Regions from separate parts of the Mus musculus genome. Here all the other regions are linked to region 1. A link is a loop called in an ENCODE intact Hi-C map of the cell type or tissue named here. Cell type or tissue: left cerebral cortex. All regions are shown on one strand. Region 1 overlaps Ambra1 (autophagy/beclin 1 regulator 1). Region 2 overlaps Ambra1 (autophagy/beclin 1 regulator 1). Region 3 holds the start of Chrm4 (cholinergic receptor, muscarinic 4).

The links. Peaks named below come from ENCODE experiments on the same cell type or tissue, not always from the same donor. Only the 100,000 strongest peaks of a DNase experiment are listed, where the experiment ranks them.
Region 2: a loop joins it to region 1, with 2.5 times the contacts of the local background. A loop is called at or near these places in 4 of 42 quality-filtered maps.
Region 3: a loop joins it to region 1, with 6 times the contacts of the local background. A loop is called at or near these places in 25 of 42 quality-filtered maps.

What each region holds. Positions count from the first base shown.
Region 1 is chr2:91,776,609-91,781,608 of GRCm38, reverse strand. All of the region lies in intron 7 of Ambra1 (autophagy/beclin 1 regulator 1), which reads right to left. Among named protein-coding and RNA genes, the nearest start is that of Ambra1, 49 kb to the right of the region's middle. In left cerebral cortex, a CTCF peak has its summit at 2,255 (motif pointing left); a DNase peak (open chromatin) is centred at 2,239.
Region 2 is chr2:91,899,473-91,904,472 of GRCm38, reverse strand. Ambra1 (autophagy/beclin 1 regulator 1) reads right to left here. Exons shown (of 18, transcript NM_172669.3): 15 at 3,836-3,975. Among named protein-coding and RNA genes, the nearest start is that of Chrm4, 20 kb to the left of the region's middle. In left cerebral cortex, no CTCF peak of the experiment used is centred here; DNase peaks (open chromatin) are centred at 739, 1,078 and 1,940; H3K27ac peaks cover 3,190 bases.
Region 3 is chr2:91,921,987-91,926,986 of GRCm38, reverse strand. Chrm4 (cholinergic receptor, muscarinic 4) reads right to left here and starts at 4,798. Exons shown (of 2, transcript NM_007699.2): 1 at 4,644-4,798. In left cerebral cortex, a CTCF peak has its summit at 2,755 (motif pointing right); DNase peaks (open chromatin) are centred at 3,038, 3,808, 4,046, 4,891 and 2 more places; H3K4me3 peaks cover 3,467 bases; H3K27ac peaks cover 4,103 bases.

The DNA.
Region 1 (5,000 bases):
AAACCCAAGCCTGCATCGTGTGCCTCTAATTCTAGCACTGGACAGATCCCAGCAGCCTGCGCACCCAGCCAGTATAGCCAATTGGTGAGTTCTGGTTTGATCAGATCCTGTGTGAAAAACTAAAGCAGAAAGGTGGTGTGTTCCTTCATCTCAGTACCCTAAAGACAGAGGCAGGTAAATCTCTATGAGTTTGAGGCCAGCCTGATCTACATAGTGAGTTCTAAACCAGGCAAGACTGGCTGACCTTACCTCAAAACAAAAACAAAAACCACTTTGTGTGGTGTGTGTGTTGAGCTGTGTCCTACGGTGCACACATGGTAGAGGTCAGAGGGTAACTTCTGAGTCAGTTATTTTCTTCTCTGTGCATTCTAATGACATCAGGTTACCAGGTTTGCATGGCTTTTACCTGATATATCTTACCAGCTTTGTACTAGGTTCTGGATAACATGTTGAGAATATTCTTCATCTAAAGAAGCTGTCTGTTACAGTCTGAAAATGAAATAAGTGTCTTCAACTGGCCCTTGGATTTAATAGTTGATCCCTACCTTATGGGGCCAATCTGGCTGACCTAGGACCAGATGAGTTAAGCACTACTCTAGTTCTGGTCCAAGTTGTCTGCTTCCTGATGGGTACCATATAATAACCAGCTGTTGCATACTTAATACACCATAGGATATGGCCTGCTGCTATGTCTTCCCCACCATGAGGGTCTGATTTGCCAAAACAAAGTGTCCGTCCTTTAAGTTCTGTCAGTCACTTAGTTAACAGTGATAAGAACGGTTAGGTCAATGGCACAGAAAAAAAAAGAACAAACAAACAAACAATTAGACCCCCTTTTTAAATAAGGCAAAACTTGTACTTGCCTAATTTCTAGGTTGCTTTCACCCTCTTGTAGATTTATAATTAGTTCAAATATCCATTTATTTCCTTCCAGATATGGTGTTTGGACTGAAGGCTCCCTGGAAAATACCAATGTGACTAACTGAAGCTGAGTGGCTTACAGAACTTCAAAGGGCCTTCAACCTGAAAATTCCAAAGTAACTTCTTACAAAAGTCTAAGAAACTTGAAAATCCAATGAGGACACCCAACTTAACCTTTGATGTTTTGGACTAAATTTTAATGCTAAGGCCATCACTACAGTCTGTGGTCTTTATGCATCATCAAAGAAAAGTCAAGATCAAAAGCATCAGTTCTCAGAACCCAACCTTTTGTTTTTAAGACAGGGTCTTAAAGTGAAGGGGCTAGGGATGCAGCTCTGGGGTAGAGTGTTTAACTACCGTTTACTAAGTCCTGTGTTCGATTCCAGCACCATATTGACTGAGATTGGTGGCACACAACTATAATCTAAGTACTTAGAGAGACAGACAACAGAAAAATCAGAAATTCAAGATCCTCACAATAAGAGTTCAAGGCCAGCCTGGGCTATGTGAGAGCCCGTCTATAAACAAACAAATGGAAGAATGGATGTCCTCTTCAGGATCTGGAAGTTCAAATTTCACCTCTAATCTTAGTAGCTCTTTGCTCAGTACCTATGAGATCCCAGGATGAATCTCTAGCATTGAAGGAAAGCAAAGGAACAGGGGAGGCGGGACTAATAACTCTGGGTTCTTCTAGTTTTGAAATGCCATTTCAACCAGTCATGATGACAAGTGCTTCTAATTCCATCATTTGGGAAAGAGAAATATATGAATATCTGTGAATTCCAGGCCCAGCCAGAGCTAAATAGTAAGATCCTGTATCCAAAAAAAAAAAAAAAAAAAAAAAAAAGAAGACATTTCAAAAGTCAAAAGTCCTCACAATGCCCTGATCTTCTCCTAGACCAAAAAGATGTTTCTGAGAGTGAGACAAAAGGCTTGTCACCCAGGGTGTGAGCTAGAATCAGACTACATAAACAGCTTGCCCTCCTCTGCCCACAAGAAAAAGGAGACACCCTAGGAGCTGATTACTACCACACAGTAGCACAGAGCTCTACTGGAATACAGATGTGCTTAGTAATGCATTTGCAGACACAATTATCCATGTAGTGCCAAGACAGCAAAACATTTCCATAGCCCATCTCTTATTAGGAGAGCAAAGAACAAAACCCTCAACCTTTAAATACAATCACCTTTTATGAATTCCATGCACTTAGCAACAATAGTCACCTATAAAAATGGGCTTCTGTTGTAAGATTCTTCCTCCTACACAAACCATAAGCACACCTTTTTCTTCCCTGCCAACCAAACTCAGCAGTAGCAGCCCAACAGTGACATCTGCTGGAAAATAGGAGCATGAGCTAGCTCACTAGGTAGACATGGCATCTTTACAAGGTAGATAAGTTTAACTGAGAATTTAGTTAGCATACGTTTTATTTGTAACTTACAACAGAACGCAGACATTCAATTTGTAAGTAATGGCCCCACTTCAATAGTGTACACTTAAAATATCTCACAAAATGCCACGTTTCTGAGCCAGTTGTCAATTCTCATAGTATACTGTATTCTAACTCACTTAAAAATAATTCCGTATATGGAAGTCTCTAGATGGCCGATCCTTTCGTCTCAGCTCCAAATTTTCTCTCTGTAACTCCTTCCATGGGTGTTTTGTTCCCAATTCTAAGAAGGGGCAAAGTGTCCACACTTTGGTCTTCGTTCTTCTTGAGTTTCATGCGTTTAGCAAATTGTATTTCCGGGGATCCATCCCATAATCAGCTTCCAAACGCTGACACCATTGCATACACTAGCAAGATTTTGCTGAAAAGACCCAGACAGATATGGCTGTCTCTTGTGAGACTATGCCGGGGCCTGGCAAACACAGAAGTGGATGCTCACAGTCAGCTATTGGATGGATCACAGGGCCCCCAATGGAGGAGCTAGAGAAAGTACCCAAGGAGCTAAAGGGATCTGCAACTCTATAGTGGAACAACATTATGAACTAACCAGTACCCCCCGGAGCCCGTGTCTCTAGCTGCATATGAATCAGAAGATGGCCTAGTCGACCATCAGTGGAAAGAGAGGCCCATTGGTCTTGCACACATTATATGCCTCAGTACAGGGAAATGCCAGGGCCAAGAAGTGGGAGTGGGTGGGTGGGGGAGTGGGTGGGGGAGCGTGTGGGGGACTTTGGGGATAGCATTGGAAATGTAAAAGAAATAAATACCCAATAAAAAAATAAAATAAAATAATTCCGTAGCCGGGCATGGTGGCACACGCCTTTAATCCCAGCACTTGGGAGGCAGAGGCAGGTGGATTTCTGAGTTTCGAGGCCAGCATGGTCTACAAAGTGAGTTCTAGGACAGCCAAGACTACACAGAGAAACCCTGGCTTGAAAAAAATTAATAATAATAATAATAATAATAATAATAATAATAATAATAATAATTTCATAAGGAATATCAATACCACTTTAAGATGAGAATTATGCAATATATGTATCTTGAAAGAAAAAATGTAATTTATCACAAGATGACAGACTATACACAGTGTATGCGAGTGAGTGTGTGTGTGCACATACTTCCTGCCGCCCAGTGCTGGGGATAGAGCCTCAAGCACTCTATCAGGCTTTCTATTCCTACTGAACTGCACTCTTGGCCCTACAACATGCATTTTCAAAAGTTTAACATTAATTAAATCACAATACAAATTACTCTTTAATCACTAGGAAAAAAGAAAATATTAAAACAAAAATTCCTGATAAACCCTTAAGATTTCTAGGGCTTTAAAAGCCTGCTCAAGGACCAGCAAGATATTTCAGTTGGTAAAAGTGCTTCCAATCCTGAGAGCCTGGGTTCATTGCCAGGACCAAGAGGGTAGAAGGAGAGAACCAACTCCCAAAAATTGCCCTCTGGCTTTTATATGTGTGCTATGGCACATATACAACACAACCTCCACATATATACCATAATGAATAAGTATAATAAAAATATTAAGCCAGGCATTGTAGCACATACCTATGTTTAAGACTAGCCTGGGTTTCAAAGCAAGCCCATGTCTCAAAACATTTTTTTTTTGAAGAGGGTTATCAATGGTAATGTCAAGATGGCTCAATGGGTAAAACCATTTTTTGTAGCCTGATTTCAATAGCTGGAACTCATAGGAAGGTAGAAAGAAAATGGACTCCATAGAGTTGTCCTCTGACCTCCACACATTGCACGTGGCATGTAAGTGCAGCATTTTAATTTTTAAAAATTATAATTAATATTTTATGGGGACAATATGGTAGTTACTAGTCATATCCATCTACTTATATTTAAAGTAATAAAAATTCCAATTAGTTCCTCAGATACTAACAGCCACACTTCAGTTACTCAGTGGTCATGTGTACTCAGAGCTATTATGGTTGCAAGCACAGATACAGAACATTTCCATCAACACAAAGTTTCACTGCATAGCCTTGTTTCTAGAAACCATGAAGTATTTACAGACAAAAATACACACAATGTGGGTTGAGGTAGTGAATAGCAATACAGATAAAAGAAGGGAAGACAAAAAACAAAACAAAATGGCAGCTAGCTAATGACTGATGATTTTTTTAATGTAAAGTGATGGATACAGGAATTTATTTATTATTCTTTTCATTTTTATGTTGGAAGAGTTCCATGATTAAAAAATTAAATGAGGGGGCTGGAGAGATGGCTCAGCTGTTGAGAGTACTGACTGCTCTTCCAGAGGGCCTGAGTTCAAATCCTAGCTCACAGCCATCTGTAATGGGATGCAATGCCTTCTTCTGGTGGGTCTGAAGGGAGCAACAGCATACTCATATATATTAAATAAATAAATCTTTTCAAAATAAAAAAATTAAATAAAAAAATAAACAGAAGTATGTCAATTAAAACTACGGTTATCAGGACAGTGAGATTCTGTCTCCAAAACATCAATAACCAAAGAAAAAAATTACGTTTAAAAATGAAATAAATAAATAAATTTGTTTGTTTGCTTGTTTGTTTGTTTGTTTGTTTGGAATGTAGGTACATTCATACTCATGTGGGTGCATGTGTCCACACCCAGAAGGCAGATGAGCA
Region 2 (5,000 bases), 120 kb before region 1:
AAAGACATCTCAAAGGCTTTTGTTTTACGTTTCATTTTTTGAAATAGAGTCTTGCTATCCAACCCATGTTCAAACTCAACACAATTCTCTTGCTTCAGCCACTTGGGTGATGGGATTATAGGCATGCAACACCATACGTGGTTTTAGAAGGATTTTTAAAGAGAAAAGGCTTAAATATCATTTGTAGGAAAGAGATCTCAATTGGAAAATTAAGAGGCCCAATTCTAACAGTGATCTGTGGGGAGGCCTAAGATAACATTCTTACTTTGCCTGCAGTAAAAATAAAAGATATGGCTAAGCTTTAAGTCCAGTATAGTGGAAAGTGCCTGTGATTGGGGAGTTTGAGGAACTCTAGGCTATAATATGTGTCAAGGTCAGCCAGCCATGGCTACATACGAAGATCTTGGGGTAACTTTGAAGAACTTAAGACAAAGTCTCATCCAGGCTAAATGTTTATGAGACCCTAAATTTCCTGTCTTACAGCTACAGGGTCCCAAACAATCAGAATAAATAAATAGCAGAATCATAACTGGTGGGTAAGTTACCCCCATTTGGCCTGGGATAGGACTGTCCCATGGTCTAGTGCCCATTTTTATTTAGGAATAGGCTTGAGCTCCTAGAAGCCCAAGATGTTTTAGGCTCAGTAAGACTCTGGGATGCTGAAGACAACATATGGGGAGAAGAGAGAAAATAGAGGCCAAAGCCACCTTCATGTTTGGCTGAGGAGTCTGTGACTCACACCAAATACGTGGGCTAGGGTTTGAGGCATGGCATCTAGGAGGAGGGGTGACTACAAACTGGGTTAGAGAGTGCCTCTGGAGGGGCATCGCTTTGCAAGGGAGAGGCCTAGAGTACTTTGCTAGGGACAAAGGTGAGTTGTGAGAGCCAAGGGTAAAACCAGATTGTGGAAAAAACAGGAAAAGAAATGCCTCTAACTATAATGTTGGCATGAATAAAATTCTAGTCCAGAATTCTATACCGATTTTGGAAAGGATATCTACTAGATTTATCTTAGGAATTCCTAAGAAGAAGAAATAAGATAGCCAGCCAGCTTCATGTGGTTTGGGGAAAAGTACTTGAGAACCCACACAGATTCTGGACCAGAGACAGCAGAGAGAAAGGGCACAAAGTGTTAGGTCCAGCATCTGTACTAAAAGCAGCTCAGAGATGTATGTAGGCTTTGTTATGGAAAGACACAAGGGAGTAGTGAGAGAGCATTCCTGGACATAGACACTTAGGAGCAAGTAGCATTCAGAACAAGGCCCTCTCCCTTCTACAAGAGCAACTTCACTGGGTCAGAGTTACAGACAGCAACCTCTTTTGGGGAGGGTATCCAAATATTCAAGATGGAATCAAGATACTGCTGGTTGTAATGAACCAGGTTTTCCCTCCCTAATGCCACTGTCAACTCAGCTGAGAGCTGATAGGGTCAATCACCAGATAACTACCAGGCCACAAGAACTTATCCAAAACAGGAAAAGCAAGCAAGCAAGCAAGCAAGCAAGCAAACAAACAACCCCTCCTCCCCACATCAAGGTCCCCCCAAAGCACAAAGGCAATATGGAAGGTGAGGATATAGATCAGTTGAAAAATGGTTACCTAGCAAATTAATGTACAAAGCCTTAGTACAACATAAACTGGGTATGATGTCACATGGCTATAATCTCAGCACCTGGAAGGTGGAGGCAAAGAGGGTCAGAAGTTCACAATCTTCCTTGGTGATATAAATTCTGAGGCTAGACTGAATACATAAGATCTTGTCTGGAAAAATAAATAAATAGAAATAAAGACAATGTGGGCACTCCCAAAGGTCAAAAGCCTTGAACAACAGTCACAACAAGCACTCGGGCCTGTACAACACTCTAGAAGACTGCACTGAGTGAAGAGCAGCATTAGGGCAGCCTGGAGACAGAAGTGGCATTTAGTCAGCAGGAACCCCGCAGTGCCTCACACACAGCAATCAGCCTGCTCTGCAGTGAAGCAGAGCTTCACACTCTCCACCTGGCTGGGTCTAGAAACTAATAATAAATCAGGCTGATTCCAGGATCTCGAGTATGTGGCTGAAGAGACCTCTATCCCTCAAAAAGCCGGAGAAGGGAAAAGGGTGTCATTAGGTCAGATGTGCTCCTGCTCGCCTTTCTTCCTCACTTCAAAGGCAGAGAATCATCACCATGACTTTACACTGAGTTTTTCAGTCTGCTGCCACTATTCTGAGCTACAGCTTCTAGTAAAAACAGCAGGACACAGGAGGTCAGTAGACTGACCAGTTGGTTTGATTTATTTATCTTATACGTATGCTTTTAAAGTATATTTTATTATATAATTATATAACAAAATATCGTTACATTATAGTTTTATAATTGTTATAATTTCATGATATTAAGAAGATAGAATAATGTTATTTTGTGTGTATGTTTGTCTGCATGTATGTATATACATGTGTATCCTGGTACACATGGAGATCAGAAGAGGAAGTCAAGTCCCCTGGAACTGGAGTTACAAATGGTTGTGAACCATCACACAGTGCTGAGAACCTAACCTGGGTCTTTTGCAAGAGAAACAGTGCGCTCAACTGCTGAACCATCCCCAGATTTTTTTTTTTTTTGGTGGTGGTGGTAGTGGGCGGGCGGGAGTGGTGGTGGTGGTGGAGACGGTTCTTAATTTTATTTGTTTGTTTATTTGGGTTCAACAGTCCTAGCTGTCCTAGAAGTCAGGGTTAGATCAGGTTGGCCTTGAACTACAGAGATCCACCTGCTTCTGCTGAACATTGGAACTAAAGGTGTGAGAAACCATGCTAGCTTCAATTTTTTTCTCTCTTCTCTCTTCTCTCTTCTCTCTCTCTCTCTCTCTCTCTCTCTCTTTCTCTCTCTCTCTCTCTCTCTCTCTCCCTCTCTCTCTCTCTCTCTCTCTCTCCCCCCTTCCCCCCACCCCACCCCCAAGACAGGGTTTCTCTCTGTAGTCCTGCCTATCCTGGAACTCACTCTGTACATCAGGTTGGCCTTGAACTCAGAAATTCACTTGCCTCTGCCTCCCAAGTGCTGGGATTAAAGGCGTGCGCCACCACTGACCACTCAATTTTATTTCTTTCTTAAGTTTCTGTCTGTTGCATTTATATAAACATTAGACCACTTGTTGAATTTTTCTAGAAAAGGTTTTTAAAAAGAATCTTTGATATCCACTCTTTTGCCTGAGAGGACTTTGCTATCACTAGTTAAACAGGTAAGAAACAACAAAGGAAAATACAACACTGTCTAGATTCAAGAAAGCAACCACTGAAGTGTCTAGGTTTTGCTTTGCTTTGTTTTGGCAATGTCAGAGATTGAACCTAAGAACTTACATATCCTAGACTCTATCACTGAGCCACACTCTCAGCTCTCTGTCACTCAAACTGGAGCTTACCATATAACCCGCACTGGACTTAAACTCATGATCCTCCTGCTTCATCCTCTAAAACAGTTGGGATCATATGGGTACCTGACTACACCCAACAACTAAAACAGTTTTTTTGACACGATTTGGAATGAAGAGCTAACTTCATCTTGAGAGAAGGTGGTTCAGGGACCAACATAAAACAGAGGATTCTTTTTTTTTTTTAACCCCTCTCTGTTTTAAGATAGGGTCTTGTTATGTAATGCAGGCTTTTTTTCAACTTCATCCCTCTACTCATCTTTTTCACGTGCTCCCTCCAATACCTCTCTAGCAGGTTTTAGATTGTCCGTGTAAAAGGACCTACCTGTCTGGCCAGGCCTACAAGTAAGTACTATTTTGTTTAGTCCTCTGATCAGATAGTGTCCATACCCCACCCGTTCCTCACATCCTCCCTTGAGCAACTCACTCTGGTCGGCAGATCACCAAGTCTCCTTTGTTGGTGCCATAGGCCAAACCAAGCCCTGGCTCGGGTAGCCAACGGGCAGAGTTGATGCTGACGTGTCTCCGTTGGTCTGCAGGCATGGGGTAAAGGACATTGAAAACTCTCTGGATAGGAGAGAGAGAGAGAATGGGAGGAGAAATGACTTGTTATCAAAAATAATAAAATGCAAGGATCAATGAACCACAGGGAAGGGAGAAAACTTTAGGCTGGAATGGGCTGACTTTCAACTCATATTTGAGACTCTGGTGAAGGAGGAGTGGGAGCCCTTTCACTTTCCAGAGAGCAAGGTCTCTTTTAGGAGCACACTTAACATCTTAGCCTCTCAGTACCCCTCACCTCATCCCTCTATCATCAGGACCTTAAAGGTCTCACCCACAGCCTGCCACACAGAATGGAATGGCCATACTTTCCTCTGACCAGTATAACCAGTGAAAGGCAACCTGAGCTGGTAGTATTGTTACTATGGAAACCCAGATCTCTCACAGTAATAGGGAATTGGAGGTGATAGGGGGGCGGGAGGGGGTGACAACATCAGAGAACATTCTTAATTCATCTAATTAAAAGCACTGTTAAAATTGCTATTGTTAAGGAAACCCAAAAGGTGTATTCAGATGTGGGGAGCAGAGCAGAGAGGAACCTTCTACTTGTGAGTGCCTTCTGGCTTATATAAACCACCATTAGATGGATCTCCTTCTTCAAAGGCAGAACTTTCCCTTTCAGTGACTTCTGTTATCTTCCCAAGCTACTCTGTCCTGAGGGTGACCTAGCTGCATGTAGAGTTTGGGCTGAAGGGAAATCCAGCTACAAGGTCTCTACCTGAGAATCCTTTCAAAAGAGCCTTTGGTCAGAGACTAAGGCAGGGAGGAGAGAAATGAAAAGACAGGGACATTTACTTGGACCTAACTGTGAACCCTGATGTGACTACATAACAACTTGTCTTGATCTCGGCCTGAAAGTCTCCCCATTCAAGGCTGAGGATGCAGCCCAATTGGTGGAATGCTTGCCTAAGCGTGCATGAAGCCCTGCGTTTCATCTCCAGCACCACATAAACTTGGCCTGGTATTACACAACTGAAATCCCAGCACTTAGAAGGTAGAGACAGGATGACCAGACATAAAAACTAGCCTGG
Region 3 (5,000 bases), 150 kb before region 1:
TGGTCCCCATCTCAGAATGGATCATCTAGTTTTGGGGGGAAACAGAAACACATGGCGGGGGAGGGGGACACTGCTAGAAAGAAGATGGTGAAGGGAAGGCTGAGAGAGAAGACGGGAGAGAACTTGGTGCTTGCTGGCTGATCACCGGCCTCACCCTGAAGATGACGCAGATGAGGGCAAGGAGGAAAGCTGGTGGGAAGGAAGGCAAGGAGATACGGCAAAGGCCCAGAGACAGAGCTCAGGAAAGCAAGGGGCATGAGGAAATGGCCCCAAGGACTTGAAGCAGGCAGCGGGGCCAAATGTCTAGTTGTTTGCCCACTCAGGCCTGTCACTTCCCAACCCCTGTTTTTTGGTTACTGAAGGTTGTAGACAAAGCTATACACATGGCAGACATGTGCCACACACGTGTACCGCTGAGCTACATCTGCAGCCCCACTTGCTCATCTCTTTTCTTTCTTCTTCTTCCTTTAATTTTTTTGTTTGTTTGTTTTTGAAAGAAGGTCTTACTGTGTAGACCTGGCTGACCTCAAAGTCACAGGCCTTGATCTGCCTGCCTCTGCCTCTAGAGGACCAGAACTGCAGGTATGCTCCACCATGTCCAGCCACGTGGACATTTCTTAACCAATCGTGGCCAAGGGAGATTTGTTCTCCCATTCCTACACTGTCGTCGTCATCATCACCACCACCACCACCATCATCATCATCGCAGCCAGCATAGATTGTCTACTGAGTTCCTGCACTCTGTGTTTCCTCACAACCGAAGGCAGATATTGAGGAAACAGGCTCAGAGGTGTTAAATAAGGTTCCACATTTCCTTGACATCCTGTGGCTGCTCCAGTGCATTTGGGAGCAAGGAGAGCAGTCAAGAAAGACACAGGACCTGATGGTTCTAAGGGCTAGGGAGGTCACGCTAGCGACCAGAGGAGGTGAGGTGGGAGCTGGGACACCTGGAAGAGGAAGAATAGGAAAGGGACTAGAGAGATGACGCAGGAAGTTCAGCTTCGCCTGCCCAGCCCAGTCCCAGGGGTGAAGAATGGACAGAGTGGGGGCTGTTAGATCCCCAGCAAAGAAATCAGAAGCCTGAAAGACACAGCAGCTGAAGAAGGGTCTATTTGATTTCCCAAGAACTAAGGACAAGCTCCCTCGTGGAGCCAAAAGATGAGGGAATTACCCCGGAGCCAGCCTAAGAGTTCACATCCCACACAGAGGATGACCCAGCTAAAGTCCTACAGAGCCCCTCCCCAGAGTTTGCCTTCCCTCCCACCAGGCTCCCTTCATCTCTCCTCCTCCCCTTCCTCTTCCATACATGTGAGGGAGGCCCACGCCCAGCACGCTGTGCCAGGGCAGCCGCTCAGCCCAGCCTCCTTCACACCCGCCAACACACAAGCATTCCACATACGCACAAAGGCACCATCTCAGCCACACGCAGGTCGTATACGCAGTCCTGTGCGTCTGTGTGTGCATCTGTGTGTGTGTGCGTGCACGCGCGTGCATGCGAGCCTGTGTGTGTGTGTAAGAGGAAGAGAGGGTGCAGCAGCCAGCTGTGGAGGAACAGGCGCCAAGTCTGCAGCTTGGGTTCAATAGTAGGCCAGCAAGGTCTAGCTGTACAGTCCGAGGAGAACCATTTGCCCTCTGAGAACTAGTTCTGTCATTTACAAAATAGAGGATCTTGTCCCACTATGGCCTTTGAACAGCCAGGGGACCCCCTTAGCACCTCAGCTTGCTCTCCAACTGGAAATGGCACCAGCCAAGCTTGGGCCAAGCTCTCCAGCTCCAACACAAGAGATACAAGAGATTGCCTTCTGGCTTCAAAGTTAAATCCACTGGTCAAAGGAAGACAGGAGGAAGTGGGGTAGTGACACTCCAAGGTCACCCAAGGAGTCAAGGGCAAAAGACAGATCAGTTCTTTCAAGGGACTCCACAGTGGTATTCAGCTCCAAAATGGGGCCTTAAGCATCAGATGCTTGGAGGGTAGCATCAAGCATAGAGGCTGTTCTCCCTACCTCACCCCACCCCAAATACCCACTGGCAGGGACAGGGACGAGGCAGTAGGGGAGCCATTAGCATGCACCAAGGAAACCTTCACTTTAGTCTCTCAGGACCAGAGCACAGCCAGCAGCCAGCAGGATAAGAAGATGAAGGTGGGGAGGTGGGGGGCAAGATGTGTGAGCTAGGAAAAATACAATCTCTCTTGTTTATTGAGTCAGAAGCCCCTCAAAGTTTACTGCCTATAGCACCCAGACAAGGTAAGTACTATTGGTAACCTCCTCTTACAGACATAAAAGTCCTCTTACCGAAGGGCATCGTGATAATGAACCTGATCAAAGTCATCCATTCGTAAGAAGGGGAGGGTCTGCGACACTTTATCTCCAAGATATTCCCCAAACCACACAGGATAGAAGCCCCCCAAGATGCATCTTAGATGTGGAACCCTCATATTCCAGTTCCCTCACTTGGGTTTGACCTTTTGTCCTCCTGGGACCAAGAAACAGCCTTGACAAGTAAATGACCAGATGAATGGTGGGTGGTTTGGTCTTCCCGGAGCCCCGACAGATGCAGACTGGGTAAATTCAGTTTTCTCAACTTGGTCCCAGTTTTCTTTCTAGACTTCTCTGATAGTCTCTCAGATGTTCAGACCACAGCACCTTCAGGCACAATTCTCTGCCTCCCCCCCCCCCCCAAATCCCGCCCATCTAGAATCCGAGAAGGCAAGCAGCCATCACCCTGGCCTGTGAGCACCGCTAGATGGCAATGTCGGTCCCCGGTGCCAGCTCCGGACCCCGAGCCGGAGGTTCACCACGTCAAGTCCCAGAGTAAACCGCAAATACAGAAAAGCGTCAGGGCAGGGCTTCTCCCACAAAGGAGCAAAGGGAGGGAGATACTGCCTGTCTCCGTGGTCCCAGGTTGCCACAAAGGTCCCTTAGGTTCGGCCAGGGTTTCGAGGATGAAAAACTTTAGGGCGTCGGGATTCCACCCGCACCCCGCAAGGCACCCATCAAGGAACGTGTAGGTGGGAAAACGAGTGCGAGTTGTGTTTGTGTGTGACTACTCGGGAGCTCGAGTAGACACTAGTAGCTGTTTGCATGTGCCAGTGTGCGCCCCGCCACGCCTGGATACCGGTGCGCCTTTGAACGTGTGAGCATACCAGCGCCATGTGGACACGTGCGTGTGCATGTGTGTGCGTGTCTGGCCATAGAGCTTGGGTGGCCGTAACCGCGAATTTGTGTGCGGGAGCAAATGCTGGACTATCAGCGAATGACCAGTTCCCATGGCGGGAACCACCGGCAAGCGCCCGGTCTGTGGGTGGGGAAAGGGTTGAGAAAGGAGCAAAATTTGGGCTGCGAAGAAACCCTGACTTTGGAACCATTATCTTAGTGGCCCCAGGCACCTGGTCCTAACTGCATCGTCAAGAATGGAGAGCGTGCAGTCCCAGCAGTGGGCTGACTTCTGTCGAGAAGCCTCTGCGATAGTCGTCGAGCCGTGAGGGTCACCGAGCTCAGTTTGATGTGCCCTACGCATTGAGGGCAGGGGTAGAGCCTCCAAACGGGGAGCCCAGTCGAGGCCTGGGTCAGGAGGGTAAAATTGTTCTTCACTCTTCAACCCGCAACCCCTGGAGAGGCCCTGTCTAGTCCTGTCAGTCAAAATAGGCACCGAGTTCCCAAGCTGTGGGCTCAGGTCTATCTCAAAGACAATCTCGGGGCTTACCCTTGGGCCCATCTCCCGGCTCCATCACGTCTGGGTCCTGGTCGAAAGGGCCAAGGTTCTCCGATGCCCCGCCCTCCCATCAACCCCCAGGCACGCAGTTCCTGTAGTCTCTGGGCGTGGGCAATGTGCTTCCGCGGGTTCTCGAGCCCCTACCCCTGCTGGGGACAAGTCGGGAAAGGGTGCTCTGGGCGCCCGTGGGGTAGATTTTCGATTATTAAGTGATCACTTCAGGAAAGCTATGGCCCCCAGGACTGTTCCTGAGGCGGAGAGAAGCCTCTGTACTTTAGGGGAAGAGAGAGGGGTGCTGGATATTGGGCCAAATCATTGTGCCTAACACTTCCTCTAAGAGCTGGGAGGGTGGAGGGCTGGGAGATGTATCTCCCCGGATGAGTAAAAGAGAGGGTACTCCTGGAGAGGGGGAAGGGAAACAGGAGAGAACAGGGGTGTTTTCCGTCGGGGCTCAAGGTCGCGGACAGAGGACTCCAACGGGCTAGAGCGTACTGGAGGCTCCCGGTGGGCCAAGGTGGGAACGGAGGGCAGGGAGACGGGCGGGAAACGGGCGCTTTGGGGCTTCATCTTCCGGCGCCTTGAAGAAGAGCCAACGGGAGGGAGTGAGGGAGTGTGGGTCCTGACCCGACGGCTGCTCTGCTTCGGGGTTGGGCTGTGGGCTGGGACTATTCCTCCCCTAGCCTTCTCAATGATCACCAATCCCTAGAGGTTCACCTAGAGAAACCTTTTAGAGACCTGGGGTCCTTCTTCCAGAGGGGTGCCCCATCTCTGAGCTCTCCGCCCCTTCCGCACCGCGCTTGCCTTTCAAAGGGGTCTGGGGCCCTGTTCCAGCCCGACCCACCTCTGGAGACCTTCAGGGGGTCCCAGAACCCTACATCCTCATCTTGCATAGAAGCCCCCCGCCCCCGCGATTCCGCGGAGTTACTCACCCGCTGCTTCTGTCTTGCTCCGCTGGCGCCGGACAGACGGCGGAACTAGCCAGAGGCCCTGCGAGTCGGTGGGGTGGGCGACTGGGCCGGGGGCCGGGGGCGGGGACAGGGTGCCAAGGGGCGGCCCCTGCTTCGCCTGCAGCTCCCGGCGCTGTGGCTCCGACTCGCGCTCACGCTCGCACTTTTCTCCGAGCCGCGTGATGTCACAGGGAAGCAGCCAATCGTGGTGGGGACGCACCGCCCGCCCGGGGCCGGTCACCCAGCGGCGACGCGCGGGGGTCACCACCTGGAGTGTCAGGCACCCTTGATGCTCACACCCTTCCCGGGAGATGGCCCGCAACTCCGGACTCCAGCACC